Linked DNA regions of Mus musculus: region 1 is linked to region 2. Evidence: chromatin loops called from intact Hi-C (ENCODE). Cell type or tissue: left cerebral cortex. All regions are shown on one strand. Each heading gives the region's core, and the rest is flanking DNA. Links, peaks and the distances in the headings are about the cores only.

Region 1 (11,109 bases), core at 1,927-9,926, 380 kb after region 2:
AAACTAATGTATCAAGAGCTAGCAAAAGATAAAAATGATCAAGTAAGTCAATTGTTATAACAACTTTTAAAACCAGATGCTGTGGTCATTAAAGTCTGAGTTTGGCAAAAGGAAATAATGCTGTGATGAAATGATAGCACAGATGAATAATGCACAGAAAAGATTTCTCAGACTTTGGTAAAATGAAGCAGCTGGGACTCAGCTTAGTGCCGTGGATGGTCTAGGGAGGGCTCACTGGCTGGCTCCCCCTAATTATTCTTTGATAAGCCAGATCTGGCCTACGGGTCTATGATTGGAAACTTTCAGATAGCACTGTATAAGCTTCATATGACGTAGTAACAATAAAATGTGGGCCAGGTACTTCTGAGGTTGCTGCAGTATCATTTCTGATTGATCTTTTAAAATGGGAATTTTGATGCCCCCAGAATCAAGAAGCTGCTTATATCTGAGTACATGTGGCACACCTGGAATCCCAGCACTCAGGAAATGGAGATATTCAGGACTGACACAAGACCCTCCCCGTCTTGTGCACTACTTCTTTTTTACTGGTTGACATCTGCACACAACAAAGCACCCTGACAAATTTCTTACTTGTGTTACTTAATGTATGTAGAAAGTAAGAAATTTAATAGTGCAAATTTAAAAAAGATTGATAATATGTGTGTGTGTGTGTGTGTGTGTGTATACACACACACACACACACATATAATAGACACATGATATACATTTTATATGTATGTATGTATGTATGTATTTATTTTACATCTCCTTATATAATGGGTATGTATGCCAGAGAGCATGTGTGGAGGTCAGAGGGCATCTTTCAGAAGTTGGTTTGCTCCTTCCACCTCTTGAGTCCCGGAGACTGGACTAAGGTTGTCAAGCTTGGAAGCAAGAACCTTTACCCTCTGTCATCTCGCAGGCCTAACCACTGTGGGATTTCCTCCAATTTAATAAACTCAGTTTCTAACTAGACGCTATTTTATACTAAGAAAACGTTAATCATAAAATGATCTCATTTAATTGCATACTGAGACTTTCTGAAGAGAAAAATGATTTACATTTTACTGTGGCTGGAGTTTAAACAGAACTCAGCAGAGCAGACCCTGACAGGCGGTGCGGGGAAGGAGACTGCTGTTTCTCAGGTTAGGATCCAACGGACACAGCCTAGCAGTGGTATTAGCTGTCTAAAAACTTCTAAACTTCATCAATTCATCAAAAAAAAAAAAATGTAAACGTGGCCATATACACTAATTCCTCCCTATACTGTTCACATTTGGAGTCTCTGTACGCAGCAGGCATACAATGCAAGTCTAAGGCCAGCTGGGCTGCACAGTGAGCCCCAGGCAGTAGGGGCTATAGTGAGATCCTTTCTTAGCAAAACACCCTAAAACCTAAGACATACTTTAGAGCACGTAGAAGGCCATCTTACAAAAGCCTCTTCACATATATTTATTTATTCATTTATTTGAGACAATGTCAAGCTAGCTTCAAACTCTAACTTGCTATGGAGCAGGGGTGGGTGACTGAATTCCTGAACCTCCTGTGTTTTCATCCCGAGTGCTGGCATTACATAAGCGCCCCACCCGACTTCCCATTAACTGAGCAGCATTGATTTTATATATGTGGTCACCTAACATGACAAACTTTAAAGTCATGTTTATTAGAACTGGGTCCTCAGTCTTGGTACTTGACAAACCACAAATACAGAAATTCACAGGCTAGACTGTTAAAATCCTTTTTGACTCTGATGGGCTATAAACTCACCATGAGTATGGTCTTATTGTTAAAAGTCCAGTGAGAATATTATAACATTAATTTTATAATATCAATGGGTACAATACAGAAAATGACCTAATGTAGTAATTGAATATGATCCAATCCTCTCAAACAATGCAAAAACTATGTTTCTTAGCTTGTTAACTATTATGACAAAGGAAAATTGAAACCTAGAACCTGGTGATTCAGACTTCAAAAAAATTCTAGAACAACAATAAAAGCTTAATCACTGATAGTTTGGGAAATTACAGATTCGTTCAAATATTGACACTGCAACTTTTATATAATTATTTGATTCAAATGTCATTTTCTTCATTTCCAATTATTTTCATGTATGATACCAACTTTAAGATATATTAATTCTGCTGTGAAGAAACCTTCTCCTAAATACTAATAATAATCAGTCAAGTGAGACATGAATCTGATGCTCAGGATCAAACATGATTATGTCATAGCTGAAAATATGCCTAAAGGTACAGTTGCATAAGGAGACAGTCTATGCACATTCTACACTAAACCTAGACTCCTGATGAACGGAGTTCTCACCTTCATGTCTCTTGCTTACATGGTATTTACTAATTATGTTTTTAGAGAACCACATAGTCTACTTGTGGAATAACTTATTAACTATTTCTTTGATGCTGAACATTGATGTGGCTTCTAATTATAGTAAAAGCTTTAAGAGAAAAAAAGCTTTAAATTTGAAGATTTTTCCCCCTCATACTGAATTATAGTTCACATTAATTTATAAGAAATTAGTCAAATAATGAAAATACTTCCATGAATCTCATATATAATCTTCCATGAACCTTTCAAAAATAAAGAGTAATTTTAATGTTTACAAAAAAAAAGTAATACATTAGTTACACACAATTTCATGCTTACCAGTAGGAATTACTCTAAATATTTTCCCACTGTGGTTGAATTTAGTATGATGAAATTTAAATTTTACTGATTACTACCTTGGATGTAAACACTTTCTGTCCTAACAGTTGTAGTTCTTGTAAAATTTCTTTATTTAGAGCTATGCTAATGTTTTTAAGTTTTGGAATAATTTCCATACAATTAATACTCTGAATCTGTTTCAGAGTACAGAATTTCTGCATTTTTCTATATTTAATATTATTTTCTTTATTATTTGAAAGATATAAGCCTTTCATTTTTTTAATGTTTAAACTAAACCACATTATTTGTTGATACTTTTAAAAATCACTGTTTTGGAGTACATATGTAACTATAGTGCACACCCACAGACTTGTTTCTTATATAAATAGCAGATACTAATACATTTAAGGTACTTAGCATCTTATATAGTATGTAGTTATCTTTCACATATACTCCATCATTTCTCTGATCCTGATATGAGAAAGAATTCAAATATGCTTTAATTCTAAATTTCTAATTTTTTCAAGCAGAAGGAGAGGAAATTTAAAAAACAAGTAGCACTAATATTCCCATGCTAAGAAATAATGACTTCTACCTCAAAAAGGCAGACAAGACTCTGGGAAAAATGCTTTCAGTAATTTGAACTACTAAAATTATTAAAGGAACTATGAAGCAAATGAAATGATTTTACAAGAGATCATTTCATCCAAATACAAAGGACCGTAAGCCTCTGAATGTTGTATTAGACTTGCTTTCAAACAGGCAAGCTTTAATAAGGATGGTGGGGTAAATATCCGTTTCTGGACAGTGTTTCTTTTTGAAAAGAAGAGGGAAAGGGGCCACATAGAAAATACAGGGTGGGTTTGAGTTATACCTACATTTACGTTTTTACAAAGATGACAAAGTAAGAATTCTTTGACATTATCACCCATACTATGGTACATACTTGAAATACTTTACAGTTTAATTTAAAACATTGTAATCGCTTCTTTTCATACATATTCATTTCATACATGAACCATGTGAAATATTGACAGAGATACATGCACCTGGAAATACAGGAATAAAGACACAGACATTCAACTCAGCTTGTCAGCACACTGAGCTCACAGGGAAAACATGTGAAGATAGCACTCAGCAACTTACCCCTTTCTGCAATCTTTTCCTTAAAAAATCAGACCCTCCAGGCTTTTGTCCCAAGTGAGGATACCTTGCCTTTAACTTTGCTTCTTCAGCTTTCTCTGGACTAGTTACTTTATCTTCCATTTCCTGAAATAATTTCAAGTAAATTATTTCTGTTACAACTGAATTTTGAAAATAATTCACCTTTTAATATCTAGTCTCTGGCTTTCTTGTTGAACTCCAAGCAATACAGCCTTTAAGAAATCAAGCCCAGGAACCTTTCAAACGCCTCTATCTTTTTTCTCGAATGTCCCATGTGATAGCTCTATTATAGCTGTGATGCATGTATAACACCCCACACACTGGATAAAAATACCGAGATAGCTCAGCTCTCAAGTCTTGCTTGCAGTTACTTTCCAGTCATGTATAATACATTCAAAATTAGTCACCTTCTATGGAACTCTTCAGCTCTTTGTCTATATTTAGAGAATTTTCCTAATACTATCAAAAATCTAAAAGTTCGTTGTGATTTCCTTATTTAAAATCACGTATGATTTTAAACTCCTTAGACTCTTTACTAGACATTAACAACAGCCCAAATACTAGCATATTTTCCCTAAGTAAATCAATTTAGAAGACCTTGATATCGATAATGGTATTTTTTTTTCATCAATCCTCACATCTGGCTGTGTGTGAGAGTTCATCCCTGTAATTACAGCACCCAGGAATCTGAGGCAGGAAGACTATAGCAAGTTCAAGGCTGGCCTCAAGTGAGAAAGTTCCTGTTTCTACCAACAAAAGGGGAAATTCTGTTCATGTCAAAAAAACAAAAAACAAAAAAACCCCACATACTTTTAGGTTTTGGAGGCTGTTTTTTGGAAAGGTCGTCATTAAATGTACCCCCTCCACCCCAGTGCAACTTGGGGGCCCATGTACGCTAGTTAATGTTCTATCACTCGTTTATGCCGCTGGTCTTCTTACTATCTTGAAAATATTTTCTCAAACACCTATCTTGTTTGAGTATATATTCTTCAAAATGCTATTTTACAGGAAAGAATTTATCATATCATAACAAGAACAATGGATCAATAAAATCACAGGTCTCCTTTGACGGGAGGATGGCCAGCTGGCCAGGATACTTTTAGCTATTAGACTCATTTCTCTGAACTGGCAAAATCACACTTTGGCACATTTTGAGTCTCTGAGGTTATTTATGAAGTAAAATAGCAGAAATGTTAAATCTATAAATATCAAACCAACTGTTCTTATATAGCAAGTAAATAATTCATCTAGAAGATTTTTGCCCTGTCTTTTTTGTACTTTCCTCAAAATTTTATATATATATGTATGTGTGTGTGTATATATATTTTTTATTCACTTTATGTATTATCAACACTTGACCCTCAACAACTCCCTTATACCCCACTTTATGTCTTAAGAGGATTTTGTAGGAAAAAGTGCTAATGGCAGATACCTTCTGTTGTCAAATCCCTTTCCATATTCCTAACCTATTCTGCTTCCGTATTTTCCCTTTCTAGGCTGCAGCTTCATCTTCTAATCTCTTACTGTGGCGATTCACACCTGTACTCCATACAAAATTTACCTGTGTATTCAGCACAATAAGACTTTAAATAATGATTTTCCAGCCCTTACATTCAAGAATGGTATGTCCAGAAGTTTAAGTGTGAGGTGCACAATATATATCCTGGATATTGTTCACTGTGTGAACATGTCAATATGCTGCTATCATTCTCACAGTTAAAAGCTAAGCCTTCACAAGTCCACCACCTCAGCTGGCACTCAGCTGATAGTCATATGCTCAAGTCTACACAGAAAAATAACTGCACTATCATTCTTAAAGAAGATTTTTTGGTTTTGTTGTTGTTTGTCTTTGAGACACGGTTTCACTATGTAGCTTTGGCTGACCTGGAACTCACTATGAAGACCTGGCCTTGAACTCACAGAAATTCATCTGCCTCCTGAATTCTGGGGAAGTTCTTTAAGGAGTTTTTCAAAATGTATTTTTATACATGATTTCTGTCCTAAGATTGGAACCTAACCAAGCAGAATATGAAGATATACTTATGTAAAGCCGGAGACACCAATGCAAAAATAAGGTGTGCTAGAATCTTAGCGACATCTAGTGGCAGGTTCAGCCTTCACAACACAGATCTACTGCCACCCACTGGCATTCTCAGAGCTGCAGTGTCAAAGCAAATCTGGATTAAAGACCCTACTTGTAGGTTTCCCTTTCTAGTTTGCCCATTTTAGATAATGCTTATTGAAAAGGTGTCACCATCAACTGTTGGCCTTTAGTCCCAGCACTTTCAAACCTTTTGGCCAGAACCAGATTTTCTTGGGCCAGAACGATTATGCAGCAGCAGGTGAAGGAGCTTGCGACATAAATATGACAAGCTGAGTTTCATCTCTGACACTAATGGTAGATGGTGAGAACTGAGTCTCCTGACCTTCTCAAGTATGCTGGAGCACACATGCACCCATTCATGCTCACACAAGAGAAAAATGAGGCCAGGCTGATCTACAGAGTGATTCCAGGAGCCACGTGTACAGAGAAGCACTTTCTCATGAGAAAACCAAACACATTTATGATATCTACTTGAACCTGAGAGCTCGAGAGTTTGAGACTAATCAAGGAGGGGGTAGTGAGAGGAGAGAGGTAAGACGGAGAGTGAAGGATGGGGGAAGAAAAAAGGGACTCCAATTCTTCAACTTTCTTGTCAATATACAACATAATTAATAAGTCCTCCTGCCAGTACAATCTTAGATGTTTTCAAACTTTGGTCTGTATCCAACAAGTGAAAAGAAAGTTAGGAAAAGACTGGCCTAAGCTACACTTTAAAATGTAGTTAAGCACTATCAAGACTTCCACAATACATCTCATGAACTATACAAAAACATTCTTAACCTAGTGCAGATGCAGGACCTTACATTAAGAAAGTCCGAATTGCTGGACATTCACTAACATTCTACCACAGCTATAGATTTGCTTATAAAGACACACTCATGGGGTGGGGGCACTGTGGTGCTGGCATTCAGCCACTCTTGCTCTTCCCTACGTACTTCCTCAAACAGTATAAACAGAAGGCTAAAACTACATTTCCCAAACCGCATTACTATTAGGTAGCCAATGATAGCCACAGCAGATGAACAAGTGTGGAAGAAAAGAAGCATTCTTCTCTTGATCACACTGTTACAGAGCAGTAGGCCCTTGTGAGTTCCTACAGTGGGGTATCCACAGACAATCAGGGCTCCTGTAGAAGCCACATGGCAGTTGGATAGAAGATGGCAGGCTCCAAACAGGACTCATTCCTAAGTCAGAGACATTCTTCAATCCCTGTCTCTAAAAACATTTCTTTTTTTTCCCCTTCTGTTCTTCCAACTCTTTCAAGAATTTGTAACCTAGCACCTCAAAACATTTCCTTTCTGTTTGAAACATGTAGCTTTTGTTTTTGTCTTCCTCATATAATGCTTAACAAAAATCAAGTGAAATAATTTATACTTGTGGTTATGCTAAAACATGTTAGAGGACACAGAATTGCTAAGGATACAGGTTCTTACACATTAAAGATATTCCCGAACATTTATTGTAGCTAAGGATGAAAACAAACTGTGAAGAAGGGGTGGGGGGAAGGCTTGAGATAAAGAGAAGGAAATATAAAGCAAACAAACAAAAAATAGGATACATATTCATAAATTAAATATTACACCCCGGATGTCTTTTGCAAAGGGGTAAAAACAAGGCCTGGGATGTAGCCAGTGTCAGAGAGCACACAATTTTATCATTTGAGAGGGAGAGAGGGCAGGCAACAATAAAGGGCTGGGGTGTAGCTTAGTATGGAGCACTGCCAAGAAAGGGCAGGGCAACAGGTTCAATTCCAAGTGCTGCAAAAACAAAATCAGACAAAAAGAAAAATACATAATAGAATAGTATTTTTTAAATGTACATGTTTGTAATTTGGAACAGCCATGATGGCTTATTCTGACTGTCAAACTTGACAGTCACAGACTCTCTAGGCACATCTATAAGATAGCTTGTGGATGGATTAACTAGGAGGCAAGATCTACCCTAGATGTTGTCAATATCATTTCATAGGCTGGGGTCCTAGACTGTGTGTTTTAAAAAGGGAAGTAGACTAAAGAGATTGCTCAGTGGTCTAAGCGAAACTGTGCAGTTGTGAAGACTGGAATTTGGATCCTGACACCCAAGTAATAAGGCAGGTGCTGCACGAGCACTTGTCACTCCAGTTCCAGGGGCTGTGTGTGATGCCCTCCTCTGGCCTTCACATGTACACTTAACACACAGCACACACACATGCACTTACACTAAATATTGGGGATAAGGAAAAGGAGGAAGGGTGAACACCAAAGTTCATCTCTGCTTCCTGGCTCTAAGTGCATTGGTTCATGTGGACTGCATCTTCAACCTCAGAGCAAAGATAAACCCTTGCTCTAAGTTACTTTCTTCTGCTACTGAGTCAGAGCCATGAGAAAAGAAATTAATACAGAAGTCATCATATTCAATTAACAGTTTGATAAAGATGCATAATAAAGTTTTCTTTCTTTCTTTCTTTCTTTCTTTCTTTCTTTCTTTCTTTTTTTTTTTCCAGACAGTCATTTTGTGTAGCCCTGGCTGTCCTGAAACTCCATCTATAGACCAGGCTGGCCTTAAATTCACAGAGATAAGCCTGCCTCTGCCTTCCAAGTGCTTTAAAGGCATGTGCCACCACCAACCAGGATATAAGGAGATTTTAAAGGGGACTAACTAAACAAAAATAAAGCATAAAACTTCCAAATTGGTAGTTTAATAGTAGAGAAAGAAAATCAACAGGGGACATTAATGAAACAATAATGGGACTAGATAGATACAACATGCATGCTCGCATATACAATAACAAAGGGACAGAATACAAACATAATGCAATAAAAAAAAAAGCAAAGGTGAGATAGAAGAAAAAAAAATCCTAAAGTGTTAATGATCACAAGATGGCCTGTCCATTTACATCTGTGTCTGGAAGCTAGGAGAGATAAGTCATGCTTGTAATCCCAGTGTTCAAGAGACAGAGCCAAAAGGATTGCTGAAAGTTCACAAGCTTGGTTAGTGGAACATGTTCCAGGACAACCTGCTCAAAAGGCCAAAATAAGCAAATAAATCAACAGATATAAAGTCATAGCTGGATTTAAAAAAAAAAAAAAACTACTACTTACTGAGTAAAATTTAAAAGTAAGTGACATAGGCAGAAAATAACCCAGGGGAGATAACATACTAGGTAAGACCTAACCAAATAAAAGAGCTAGTGCAACTGTTATCAATAATGAGAAACATAGATCCTAGACAAAAGTATAATTAGAAATACAGAAGCAAGCCAGGTAGGTGGAAGTGGCACAGGCCTTTATCATAGCAGAGAAGCAAGTGGATTTCTGAGTTGGAGGCCAGCCTGGTCTACAGAAGAAGAGTTCCAGAACAGCTAGAGCTACACAAAGAAACTGTCTCAAAAAGACAAACAAAACAAAAGGAAATACAGAGGCCTTGCTCTCTGTAGTTCCCATGGTGGGCATGGGATAGCAATTGCTATTTACTAGTCTCCAATAATGATAAGGCACAAGCCTGTGCCCTATATAACCTGCACACAGATGCCTGATCCTTGCAGGTAGGTCCTAGAACTACAATAGGGTTTGAAGAAAATCACTACTATTTTGTCCTTGAAGAAAACCTAACCAGCATTAGAAGCCCACTCAGGAATAGGGCTGTTTACATAGAATCTGCACTAACCTAAGGAGTGAAAGCCTGGGCTTTGGAATCTCCACCTTGGAGATGATTGGCATGTCAGCAAGGTTTCAGTGATAATTTCTGCTAATTCAACTATGAGCAGTGTCAGGGACAGAGAAGGTGGTTACTGTGGACTCTGCTGCTACAAAGAATAATTTCTGTCTGAATTTAGGCAGATCCTAGAAACTCTGGTCTCTCCCATATTAATCCATGTGAGCAGCTAACAACCTGTTAGGCAAGAAGAAAAGAGGCTGAAACCAGCACATTTATGTACCAGGTAGACATCATTACTTGGGTGTGGTTGCAGATACATCTAGTTCTGGTCTCGGAGCCAGAGATGACTTGAGAGGGTGAGCCTGGGTAAGCTTACTGAGACCTTCCCCAAAGCAGAGAGCATTTTACCTTACAAGTAACTGAAGTACTTGATTTCATATCTAGATCTAGATAGAGATAGATAGATCCAAGTAACTGTTTTTACATTTATTTATGTATGTGAGTGTGGAGGCATGTGCATGTCACAATAACGTGTGGTAGTCAGAGGATATAACCTGTAGGAGTCTGTTCTCTTTCCACCATGTGGGATCTGGAGATCAAACTCAAGTTGTCAGGCTTGGAGGCAAGAACCTTAACACTCCAAGCCATCTCACCAGTCCCAGATAAGATATTTTAGAGTGAATGAGTGAGTGAGAGAGAGAGAAAGAGAGAGAGAGAGTGTGTGTTAATTGTGTGTGTGAGTCAGCGGGTGAGTTCTGGGCCAGCCTGAGCAGTGATACTCTGCCTCAAAACGAAAGGAACTCTCACAAAGACTGTGTATGTTGTATATGTCTACAGACTTAACTTAGTGGTAGACCAGTAGCATGGCAAGCAGGAAGACCTGAGTTTAATCCACAGCAGCAGGCGGGGAAGGACAATAAGCAAAGAAACTAGTTGAAAGGAACTAAAAAGGAGAAATTAGTGAAGACAAAGTAGTAGAGCAACAAAACAAAGGGAAGAGCCAAGCAGTCCAGGCAAGATTGCAAGTTTGAGGACAGCTTAGGCATCCTAGCACTTTCTAGGCCAGCCAGGGCTACAAAATTAGACCACGTTAAAAGCTGAGCATTCAGGGACCCCAGCAGAAGAGCTAGAGAAAGGACTGAAGGAGCTGAAGGGGCTTGCAATCTCATAGGAAGAACAACAATATCAACCAACCTGACCACCCACAGCTCCCAGGGACTAAACCACCAACCACAGAGTATAAACAGAGGGACCCATGGCTCCAGCTGCGTATGTAGCAGAGGATGGCCTTATCTGTCATCAATGGGAGGGGAGGCCCTTGGTCCTGTGGAGGCTTAATACCTCAGTGTAAGGAGACACTACAGTGGTGAGGTGGGAATGGGGGTTGGTGGGTAGGGAAGCACCCCCATAGAAGCAAAGGAGAGAGGGGAGGGGATAGGAGGGTTTGCAGGAAGGGGGACAACATTTGAAACATAAATAAATAAAATAACCAATTTTTAAAAAGCTGGGCATCTATCTTTAATCCCAGCATGTATGAGGTA
Region 2 (11,109 bases), core at 1,653-9,652:
AGGTGGTTGTGAGCCACTGTATCATGCTGGGATTTGAACTCAGGACCTCTGGAAGAGCAGTCAGTGTTCTTAACTACTGAGCCATCTCTCCAGCCTATCTCTAAGCTTTTTTGGTTTTAGAATTATAGATAAGGGATTATAGATCAACATACCTATAAGATGGATATGGTTCTCAACATGTGGGTTGCAACTTCCTTGACAAATCTTTCTCTCCAAAAATATTTATGAGTCACAATAGTAGCAAGAAAAAGTTATGAAGTAGCAACCAAAATAATTTTATGGTTGGGGGCCACCACACATGAGGAACTATATTAGAGGGTCAAAGCATTAGGGAGGTTGAGAACCACTGCTAGAAGATATATTCTACTATATTACTGTTTTTTATGTGTGAAAAATGGGAGGAAATAGACTGTGGCTGTTGATAGCCTACCCAATATGATCTGCTTGGCCATAATGTAAATAATCACTTAAAATTCATCAGCAGTTTTAGATTTGTGTTAGGGGTGTGGGGTTTCAGAAATGGCTCTGAGTGCTGGGACCATAAGTGTTTCACATTTAACTTATTTTATTTCACTTTAGAGACAGGATCTCATGTAGCCCAGACTGGCTTCAAATTCTTTTTGTGGCTGAAGCTGGCCTATTGAACTTTTTTTTTTTAAAGATTTATTTATTATATGTAAGTACACTGTAACTGTCTTCAGACACACCAGAAGGGGGCATCAGATCTCATTACAGATGTTTGTGAGCCACCATGTGGTTGCTGGGATTTGAACTCAGGACTTCCAGAAGAGCAGTCAATGCTCTTAACTGCTGAGCCACCTCTCCAGCCAGCCTATTGAACGTCTAAGATCCTCCTACCTCTTTAAGTGAAAAGACTGGATTAGAGTCACTTCACCTGGTTTGATGTTTGACTTTTAAAACATAATAAATACATATCCACATTGAATTTTTAATATGATGTTGGGCTTCTCAGGAGAGCAAATGGGAAGAAATAAGTTAGCTGAGCGCCTTTAATCCAAGCACTTGTGAGGCAGAGGCAGGCAGAACTCTGAGTCCAAGGCCAGCCTGGTCTATGGAGTGAGTTTCAGGACAGCTGGGGCTACACAGAGAGATGGTATCGAAAAACACCAAGCACTTGTCAGGCAGAGGCAGGTGGCTCTCTGTGAGTTCAAGGACAGCCTGGTCTACAGATCAAGTTCCAAGACAGTTAAGATGGCATTTTGAGATCCTGTCTCAAAAGAATAAAGAAGGAAAGCCCAAACCTCTGTGTGATGTGTTATATAAAGATGAAGAGAGAAGAAATATGTTCTATGGGGGGGGGGGCAGGTAGTAAGTAGTCAGGTATGGGGGAAGGGGATGTCTCAGCGGGCCCATGCCAAGGCATCCCTTCTCCCTGAGGGACCAGCCACATGAGGATATAGTATAGCATAGAGTTTATTCAGGGCATGGGGAGGAGAGTTAAGAGTGTAGTAGAGACAGAGAGAGAGAGAGAGAGGAGAAATAGAGTAGAGGCTAGCCATGAGCACGTGGAGGGGGGAAGGGAACGGGGAAGGGAGGGGGAAGGGACAAAACAGGAGCAAGAGAAGAGCAAGAGAGAGCAAGAGAACAAGAGAGGGAGGAGGGGACAAGCAGCTCCTTTTATAGCGAGTCAGGCCTACCTGGCTGTTGCCAGGTAACCGTGGGGTGGAGTTTAGACAGAATGCTAACACCATATAGCACAAAATTGGCCCATTGTCTCCAGGACACCCAGCCCATCAGTAAAAGCAGGAAATGGTGGTTGCCTTCCTGAGAAAGAAACCTGAGGAACCGTAGGATAGGCAGGGGAGAAATGCCATCATTCATTCACTTTTTTAAAAGATTCATTATTTTTATGTACACACACACACACACACACACACACACACACACACACACACACACACCCTGCTTATCTCTACATGTACCACCAGCAGAAGCCAGAAGAGGGCATCATATCCCCTGGAACTGGAGTTGTGAACCACTTAAAATGGATGCTAGAACCCAACCTCAAATCTTCAATATAGTACTAGCTCATAACTGCTAAGCCATCCCTCCTGCTCCACTACTGCCTTTTTAAAAATACCTTCTGGGTTTTGTATAAAGTATCTTCTAAAATTAAAGTCAAATTTAGAAATACTAAAAAGTTACCAAATGCCAGTGGTGCATAATTAGTTCTGAGTGCAGAGATTTTCTTTTGTTCTGTTTTCTACACTTTCCTACAATGGGAATATATTAGAATAAGCAAGGGCATTTTTATTTTTATCTCGTAGGACAGACTGTGTTGTGTTTTTCCTATTAATGTGGCAAGCTGGTTAGGGTTTTGTTTGTCAACTTGACATAAGCTAGAGTCATCTGGAAAGACACACTCTCAAGTAAAACTATGCATCTATCAGACTGGCCTGTAGGTAAGCTGTGGGGGCATTTTCTCGATTAATGGTTGATGTGGGAGGGCCCAGTGCATTTTGGGTGGTAAGTAATACCACCTGTGCAGGTGGTATTACTTCTAAGTCCCCTCCCCTTGCTACTACAGCAGCTGACCTCATCCTGTCTGCTGGTCGAGGTCTTTCCAGGACACAGCTCCCTGGTAACCCTCAACAGGCAGGAAGTAACTAAAGCCAGCCCCTTCCCAAGCCCCTTTTCTAACCAACAAAAGAGCCACCTTAATTTCTCTCCTAAGAAACGCTTTCTGATTTAATAATGTAAGTAAGTAATACTACCTGGGCAGGTAGTTCTGTCATATGCCAAGCCCGGGAGCAGCACTCCTCCGTGGTTCCCCTTCAGTCCTTGCCTTGAGTTTCTGCCCTGATTTTTCAAGATAGAATGTAAACTGGAAGGTGAAATAGGCTCTTTCCTTCCCAAATCACTTCGAGTCAATGTTACAATAGAAAGTAAACTGACTTTTGGCAAGGGGGATTCTGACAATTGTTTTTATAATTGTAGCAGAAATGCATAATGTAGTATAAACTGAAAGTCACATTAGTTGCCTCTCCCCGCCCCAGGCCTCGTGTGTGTGTGTGTGTGTGTGTGTGTGTGTGTGTGTGTGTGTGTGTGTGTGTGTACACACTTGGTACCATAAAACGTATTTGGATATGAAGCTAGTTTCCATATAGAAGAGTTTTCTGGGTATTTAGAAACAGACACTTCCCGAAATTAAGTTTAAGCTTTTTTTCTCAAAATAATGACAACTATTCTGTCCTTAACCCTCATTTTTTTTCCCCCACTGCCATGTATCAACTGGGTTTTTAGGAGGTTCTATTGTCTACTTCAAAGCCCTGGTAAATTTCCGATGTAAATGAGAGTTTAGACAAGAAAAGATGAATGTGGAAAGTGTCTGGGTACACTTCCTATGAAAATGTGTATTTATGTGGAGAAAAAGAGGAAAAACAAACCACATCAAACAGAAGAACGTTATTAAATCAGAAAGCGTTTCTTAGGAGAGAAATTAAGGTGGCTCTTTTGTTGGTTAGGAGCCTTTCCCTCCGACGCAAAGGGGCTTGGGAAGAGGCTGGCTTTAGTTACTTCCTGCCTGTTGAGGGTTACCAGGGAACTGTGTCCTGGAAAGACCTCTCGGCCAGCAGGCAGGATGAGGTCAGCTGCTTCAGTAGCAAGGGGAGGGGACTTAGAAGACAGAAACCCGCGGAGGAGGCGGGACCCGACGGGAGGAGAGTGACAGCTGTAAGAATACCCAGTACCCGGATGGAGAGACCAGAGGACAATAGATAGGGGAAAGGAGAGGAAAGGACATCTTTAAAGTGCCTAATGAAATCGTGGTGTTAAGGAGGACAGGGAGAGGACTAGAGGGATGATGGCTCAGTGGTTAAGTGTGTGTGTGTTTACCCCTCTGACTGTGGGCTCTGTAGACTAGGCTGGTCTTGAACACTGGTGGAGCACGCCTTTAATCTCAGCACTCAGGAGGCAGATCTCTGAGTTCGAAGCTAGCCTGGTTTACAGAACAAGCTCCAGGACAGCCCAGGGCTACACAGAGAAACCCTGTCTCACTCCGGCTCCCAAAATGGAGACAAAAGTGGGAGAACACTTCCCAACTTCTAAAACATGAGGGAGAAAGTCAAAGTCAGGAAAATCTACTCCCTTGCAACGTATGTGCTTTGGGGAAGGTTGAAGGGAGACAGGGTTTCTGTGTGTAGCCTTAGTTGTCTTGGTACTCGCTCTGTAGACCAGGCTGGCCTTAAACTCAGAGATCCCTCCTGACCCTTAGCTTTTCCTCTAGGCTCCGCCCAACAGTTACCTAGCAACAGCCAGGTAGGAGCTTGGCTTTCTATAAAAGGACTGTTTGGCCTCTCCCTCTCTCCCTCTCCTCTTCTCTCCTCTCCCTCTTCCCCTCCTCTCCGCTCATGTGTTCCTGGCCAGCCTCTTCCCTTCTTTCTTTCCTCTCTCTTTTTGTCCTTCTCTGTCCCCTTTCTTTCTCTGCCTCTACTCCCTTCCCCGCACCCCCTTCCCTTGTCCCAAATAAACTTCATTTTATACTAGACCTGTCATATGGCTGATACCTCAGGGGAGATGGCCCAGCATGGACCCGCTAAGGCACCCCCGACACACACACACACCCATCATGCAACCGCATTACAAATCATGTCTCTGAGTGCTGAGATTAAAGGTGTGGTGCACCACAACGACCCGGCGAGCATGATTGTTTTTAAAGGCAGTTTCATGTAGCCCAGGCATACTCCTATCCAGCTCCTGAGACAGTTCTCTCACTCAGGAGGTGAGGCAGGCAGATCTCTGAGTTAAAAGGGCTGGCCTGGTCTACAGAGCTCCAGGACAGCCAGGGCTACACATAGAAACCCTGTCTCAAAAATAGATAGATAGATAGATAGATAGATAATATAATATAATATAATAAAATAGACTTGGCCCAAAGACAAAACTGAAACAGTCTCCTTATAGTGGCACTGCCCAGATTAAATCTGTCTGGTGTATTTCCTTATTTAACTGGTTATTTTAGAATCCTGCGTAAACACAGAATGCCATCTCAGCAGAGGGTGGGAACTCCTGTGCCTGCTCCGCTGGCCCTGTATATTTCCTCTCTCATGGGCGTCACTGGGAGGAGACTGGCTTCAGGCCTCAATTACAAAAGCATTGAAGGCTTTACCAGTAATGTGGCAAAAGGCCACAAGAGGGTGATAGTTATTGGTTTTATTGTTGGTTTCCTGGTGGGTTTTGTTTTGTTTTAAGAGAGCCCTCTCATTAGGGAGCCCTGGCTAACCTGGGTCTCACGATCCTCCAGCCTCAACCTCCAAAAAACTGGGGTTACAGGCAAGTACCACTACACCTGGCTGTTGATTCAGTTTTAAAGAACAGCTGCTACCGTTTTAGGAAAATGTAAAATGGGACACTTCCCCTAAAGAGTCCACTGAAGGTTTTGTTTCCTCGACTGTAATTTATTCCCTTACTTACCAGGAAATGACAGTTGGGGATGTCCCTTACCTTGAGCGGGTGTGACATTTTAGTTAATCATGACTCACACTGATGTGTGGGTAAATTCTCAGCTTTCAAATGTGGGAACATAGGAGTTTGTCTTGCTGCTGCATTGTGTGAATACTGAGAATCAAACCAGGGCCTCAAGCAAAGGAAGGTTCTCTCCCGAACAGGCTGCATCTGCACACACCATTATCTACTACTTAGTGGAGGAATAGATTATAATCTTAGACTTAAAATGGCAAGAAAAACTAAGCAAAGGAAAATAGAATACAGATGATGCCGCCAAACCCATAAGACTTTTAGAAACTATGTTATTCTTTTTTTAAAAAAAAAAGATTTATTTATTTTATGTATGTGAGTACACTGTAGCTGTACAGATGGTTGTGAGCCTTCATGTGGTTGTTGGGAATTGTATTTAGGACCTCTGCTCACTCCAGTCAACCCTGCTTGCTCTGGTCAACTCTGCTCGCTCAGTCCCTGCTCCCTCTGGCCCAAAGATTTACTTATTATTATAAATAAGTCCACGGTAGCTACTTCAGATACACCAGAAGAGGGCGTCAGATCTCATTACAGGTGTTTGTGAGCCACCATGTGGTTGCTGAGATTTGAACTCAGGACCTTCAAAAGAGCAGTCAAGTGCTCTTATCTGCTGAGCCATCTCACCAGCCCAACTATGTTAATCATTACAAGTTATTTTTCTAGACAGAAGCAAGTCTTCAGACCAGAAGAGGGGATTGGATCCCATTACAGATGGTTGTGAGCTACCTTGTGGTTGCTGGGAATTGAACTCAGGACCTCTGGAAGAGCTTCATCCACTGAGTGCTGGGGTAACAGATATGAGCCACCGCATGGTGTTTTTAGTTAATTTTGTCATGTTGTGGATTGAACCCAGTGCCATACACGTGTCACATGGTAACTGAACTATGCCCTCAGACCCTGAAGCTAGCTTTTATTTTTTTTTAGTCATGTGCATATGTGTATGTATAGGTATGTGCCTGAGTATGTGAGTACAGTGCCCACAGAATGCAGAAGAGGGCAGCCAATCCAATGGAGCCTGAGTTACAGGCGGTTGTAAGTTGCCTGATGTTGGTTCTGAAAACTGAATTCAGGTCTTCTGCAAGCGCAGTAAACGCCCTTCTCACGCCTCAGCTATTTCTCCTTGTCTTCCCTAGGTTTATTCTGATTATTGTTTAAAACAAAACAAAAACAAAACCCCAAAACAAACAAAAAAAAAAAAAACAAATTTCTCCCTCTTCTTCTCCCCCTTCCCCGCCCAACCCCCACCCCCATTCTCTTCTCTCAGCACAGGCCATTATGTGGTTAGAAAGGGTGATTTTTCTAAAACATGTGATCAGAATGTGATTAGGGAAGTCTGTGTGTGTGTGTGTATGTGTGTGCTGCCAAAAGATGAATTATCTTCAAATGCCCTTTCTTCTCTGTTCACAGCAAGCAGAGAAAGAATATGTGTGCACCGTGCTTTCGTTCCTGTAACAATTACCTGAACATATTATTGTGTGTGTGTGGTGGATGGGTGTGTGTGGTGGTGGAGGGGGCAGGATGACCTGAAGAATATACTTTGAATTGTCAGAAAAGCTTTCCTCTGGGATATGAGATTACAGAGACGTCTTATGTTGCAATTGTTCTGTTTCTGAAATGTTTCAGGAGACATCCTGTGGGCCGTGGCGGTACACACCTATGACTCCAGCCATCCATGAGGTGAGGGGAGGGCAGGAGAATTCCAGGTTTGAGGACAGCCTGGGTGACATAGCAAGACTGTGCCTCAAAGAAAAAGAAGCCAGCAGTGTAGCTCAGAGGTTGAAAATTGGCCTGCATTCATGAGGCCCTAGCTTGGATCCATCGCACTGGACAAAAAGAATCTAGGCTACTTGTACAATGCAGAAAGAACTGAAATGGAGGGGAGAGGGGATGGTCAGGAAAGACGATGAATACTGAAGTCTTCTTTCTTTGTTCTGGAGTCTCCCACCAAGGTCTGCTTGTTCACTCAAGGCCCTACCCCACCCCATCCCACCCCACCCCACCCCACCCCACCCCCTACCCCACCCCACCCCAAAATCCCAGGCCCCTCAGGGTTCTTCCTTCCTTCTTGATTGCCCCAGCCAGTCCTGACTTTGGCTCTTATCTTTGGGTTTTATCATACACTGGGTATAAGCATTATTAAAACTTAAGGAGAGGCTGTCTGGTTTTGCTTTGTGTCTGTTAAACATTCCAGGGCCACAATAGATAATTCCTAAAGGTTTGCTAAATTAATTTGAAATCCGGGCTGGAGAGATGGTTCAGCGGTTACAAGCACCGTCTGCCCTTCCAAAGGTCCTAAGTTCAAATCCCAGCAACCACATAGTGGTTCACAACCATCGGTGATGAGATCTGATGCCTTCTTCTGGGGTGTCTGAAGACAGCTACAGTGTACTTACATATAATAAATAAATAAATAAAATAAAAAGAAAATCAAAATTGTTCATTTAAAAAAATTAGTTTGAAATCCAACATCTAAGGAAATTGAAAAGAACATGAAAAGTTATCTTCTTAGAGAAAACATATTGCAAAGGATAAGATGGGGTTTTAAAAATACATAGGCTCAAAAAAGAACGCAGCAAAGATAGAAACATTTCAGGAATACGCTGCTGTTTTATTTGCTTGTGGCTGACCACAGTTTGATGGCTGAATTCAGCGGAAATGTGACCACTCACAGTATGTAGGCTGAAAACTCAGTCTCCCTGGTGGAAAATGACTACAGAAGAGCCGCCTGCCTTCCAGCAGAGCTCAGGAGAACCTGGTCCTTGTGTTGGGCTCCTGATAAGGTCAGCAATGTCTGGCTCCTGGCCACATCAGTAGCATAGCTCTGTCTGCGGTCTCGTTGCCTTTGCCTCGTCAGTGTATCAAACCTCCCTCTGCCTCCGTCTCCTAAGGGTATATGCCACTGTATCCACGGCCCACCTCAAAACTCTTAGCCACTTCTGCAGTGTCTTTTCTCGCTATGTAGGTCACATCCACAGATCACGAGGGTAAGAACCTTGGCATGGAGCCTTTCTCTGAATCGCAGGAAAGTCTTGGCTTGCTCTCCAGCCCCCTCTCTCTCTTCTATGTAAAGATTAAAATTCCTAAAACAGCTGATTCTAATAACTTCATGGCTAGGTCAGTTGGGACAAACAGACGTTTAAAGCAGTGTGATTGGGCATGAGGAAAATACCAGAAGACTATATTCTCAGCTGTGGAACCCAGCACGATCAGTAGCAGATGGCACTGAGAGACGTCACACACTCAAAGTGGAACTTGGTGAAGTCTCGCTCTGCAGATCCATGGTACCCCATCACCCCAAGAGTGGCAAGAAAGTTCAAGCATTAGAAGACACTGTTGGGGAATAAGCACTGGGGTTTATAACCACGTGAGTCTTCTTGCTTTAAATGGTTAAATGGAGAGAGTGTGTGCCACAGCGGCCTAGCCAGGTTTTCCATAACGCCCTGCTTTGCAACAGATTATGAGATTCCAGGCTAAGACCAGCACAAAGGAAGCAGCCACTCTCCTGCTGTCCTTATATAATTCCTACCAGGAGTGAGGAATTGGGGCCATGTCTCTGCAGATGAAAATAGGATTTTATGCAATAGGAAAGTAACGAATAATATATTCTGGGGGAAATGAAAAAAATATGTCAATATTTCATAACTTTAAAAGGCTAGAATGGAACACCATTGGGCAAGATAAAAATGTGGACTTACATGGGCAAGTCTGGATTTGCAGTGTGGATGGGTTTTAGCTCTTGGTATACTAACACAGAGCACTGCATCCTGGGAGAGGAAGGCAAACATTGTAACTTTCTTGCCCTTTAGATGAGGGAAATAAGTATCTTTATCTTCCCTAAGGTAGAAAATTAAGGGGCTGGAGAAATAGCTCAGCTGTTAAGAGCATTGACTACTCTTCCAAAGGTCATGAGTTCAAATCCCAGCAACTACATGGTGGCTCACAACCATCTGTAATGAGTTCTGATGCCCTCTTCTGGTGTGTCTCTAGACAGCAACAGTGTACTCACATAATAAATAAAGAAATCTTTAAAAAAAAAAAAAATTGAGGTCTTATGCTGGCTACAAGAAGTGGGCCAGTACGAAATGTATATAGACTTGGCCAAGTATGTTAGCTTATGTCTTTAATCCCAGCGCTAAGGTGGCAGAGGCAAACATATCTCTGTGAGTTCAAGACCAGCCTGATCTACATAGTGCCAGGATAGCCTGAAAGTGAGACCCTGTCTCAGAGAAAGAAAAAAAAAAAAAAACAAACTTTTTTGATGTTCCACTTTGTAGTGCTTTGAATAGGTATGGCCCCATTGACACCTGTGTTTGAATGCTTGGCTCATAGGGAGTGGCACTAGTAGGAGGTGTGGCCTTGTTAGGGTAGGTGTGGTCTTATTGAAGGAAGTGTGCCACTGTGGAAGTGGGCTTTGAGGTCTTTTATAAGCTCAAGTTACGCCCAGTGACAGAGTCTCCTTCTGCTCCCTGAGGATTAAGATGTGGAACTCTCAACTCCTTCTCCAGCACCATGCCTGCCTGCACACTGCCATGCTTCCTGTCATGATAATGGACTAAACCTCTGAAGCTGTAAGCCAGCCCCAATGAAATGTTTTCTTTTATAAGAGTTGCCTTGGTCATGGTGTCTCTTCACAACAGTGAAACTCTAAGACACAGTGTAACAAATATGTCTACCTCTACTATGTACAAGGCCTCCAGGGAGTTAGGCCATGAGAAAGACCTACTGCCTGTCTCCAGGAAGGAGCTTATTGTTTCTTATGAGTGGTTATCTTAGTTATGGTTTCTATTGCTGTGAAGAGACACCAGGATCTCGGCAACTCTTATACATGAAAACATTTCATTGGGGCTGACTTGCAGTCCACAGGTTTAGTCCATTATCATCATGGTGGGAAGCATGGTGGCACACAGGAAGGCATGGTGCTGGAGAGATAGCTGAGAGTTCTACATCTGTATCCACAAGCAACAGGCAAAGACTGTGTCACCGGGCATGGCTTGAGCACCTCAAAGCTCCCCCTTAGTGACACACTTCCTCCAACATAGCCACACCTACTCCAACAATGTCATACCTCCTAGTAGGAGTAGTAGTGCCACTCCCTATAGACCAAGCATTCAAACACATGAGTCTAAGGGGGGCAGTCCTATTGAAACCACAGCTGTGGTTAGAATATAAGACAGAAAAAGACATATGACATAGATGCCAGGGTCCAGAGTTGGAAGACTGGCAAGGCTTTGGATGTTGTGTTGGTTGCCTTTAGGGATGCAGCCTGAGAGAAGAATCTGAATGAACAAGGTACAGATAGCTTGGGGTGTGCACCAGGAAAAGTGATCCTGGGCCTGTATACCTTTAGGACATTTGAAATATCTGCCCACGGCGGCAGAGGGGGGAGGGATGGTATAAATTTATGAACAGAGATAGCTTGGTGTGTGTGTGTGTGTGTGTGTGTGTATGTGTGTGTGTGTGTGTAAATGAGTTTGCTGCCAAGCCTGACTAATTTTGATCTTCAGATCCATATGGCAAAAGAAGAAAACTAACTCCTGAAGTTAGCCTCTGACTTCCACACCTACTCGATGATACACAACCTCCCCTGCCGCCCAAGTAAATAAATACATACAA

The links. Hi-C counts contacts between places; a loop is a spot of excess contacts. Peaks named below come from ENCODE experiments on the same cell type or tissue, not always from the same donor. Only the 100,000 strongest peaks of a DNase experiment are listed, where the experiment ranks them.
Region 1: it touches region 2 in a loop (3.0-fold over the local background); 6 of 42 quality-filtered maps call a loop at or near these places.

What each region holds. Positions count from the first base shown.
Region 1 is chr9:75,045,057-75,056,165 of GRCm38, reverse strand. It overlaps Arpp19 (cAMP-regulated phosphoprotein 19), which reads right to left. Exons shown (of 3, transcript NM_021548.4): 2 at 3,811-3,933. It overlaps Gm51714 (a long non-coding RNA gene), which reads left to right and starts at 5,096. Exons shown (of 2, transcript XR_003948357.1): 1 at 5,096-11,109. In left cerebral cortex, for the core only: a CTCF peak has its summit at 5,943 (motif pointing left); DNase peaks (open chromatin) are centred at 2,294, 4,119 and 5,933; H3K4me3 peaks cover 3,440 bases; H3K27ac peaks cover 4,332 bases.
Region 2 is chr9:75,428,631-75,439,739 of GRCm38, reverse strand. No RefSeq gene overlaps it. Among named protein-coding and RNA genes, the nearest start is that of Leo1, 7.3 kb to the left of the region's middle. In left cerebral cortex, for the core only: CTCF peaks have their summits at 1,970 (motif pointing right), 5,143 (motif pointing right) and 5,960 (motif pointing right); DNase peaks (open chromatin) are centred at 5,485, 8,223, 8,752, 8,962 and 3 more places; H3K27ac peaks cover 1,559 bases.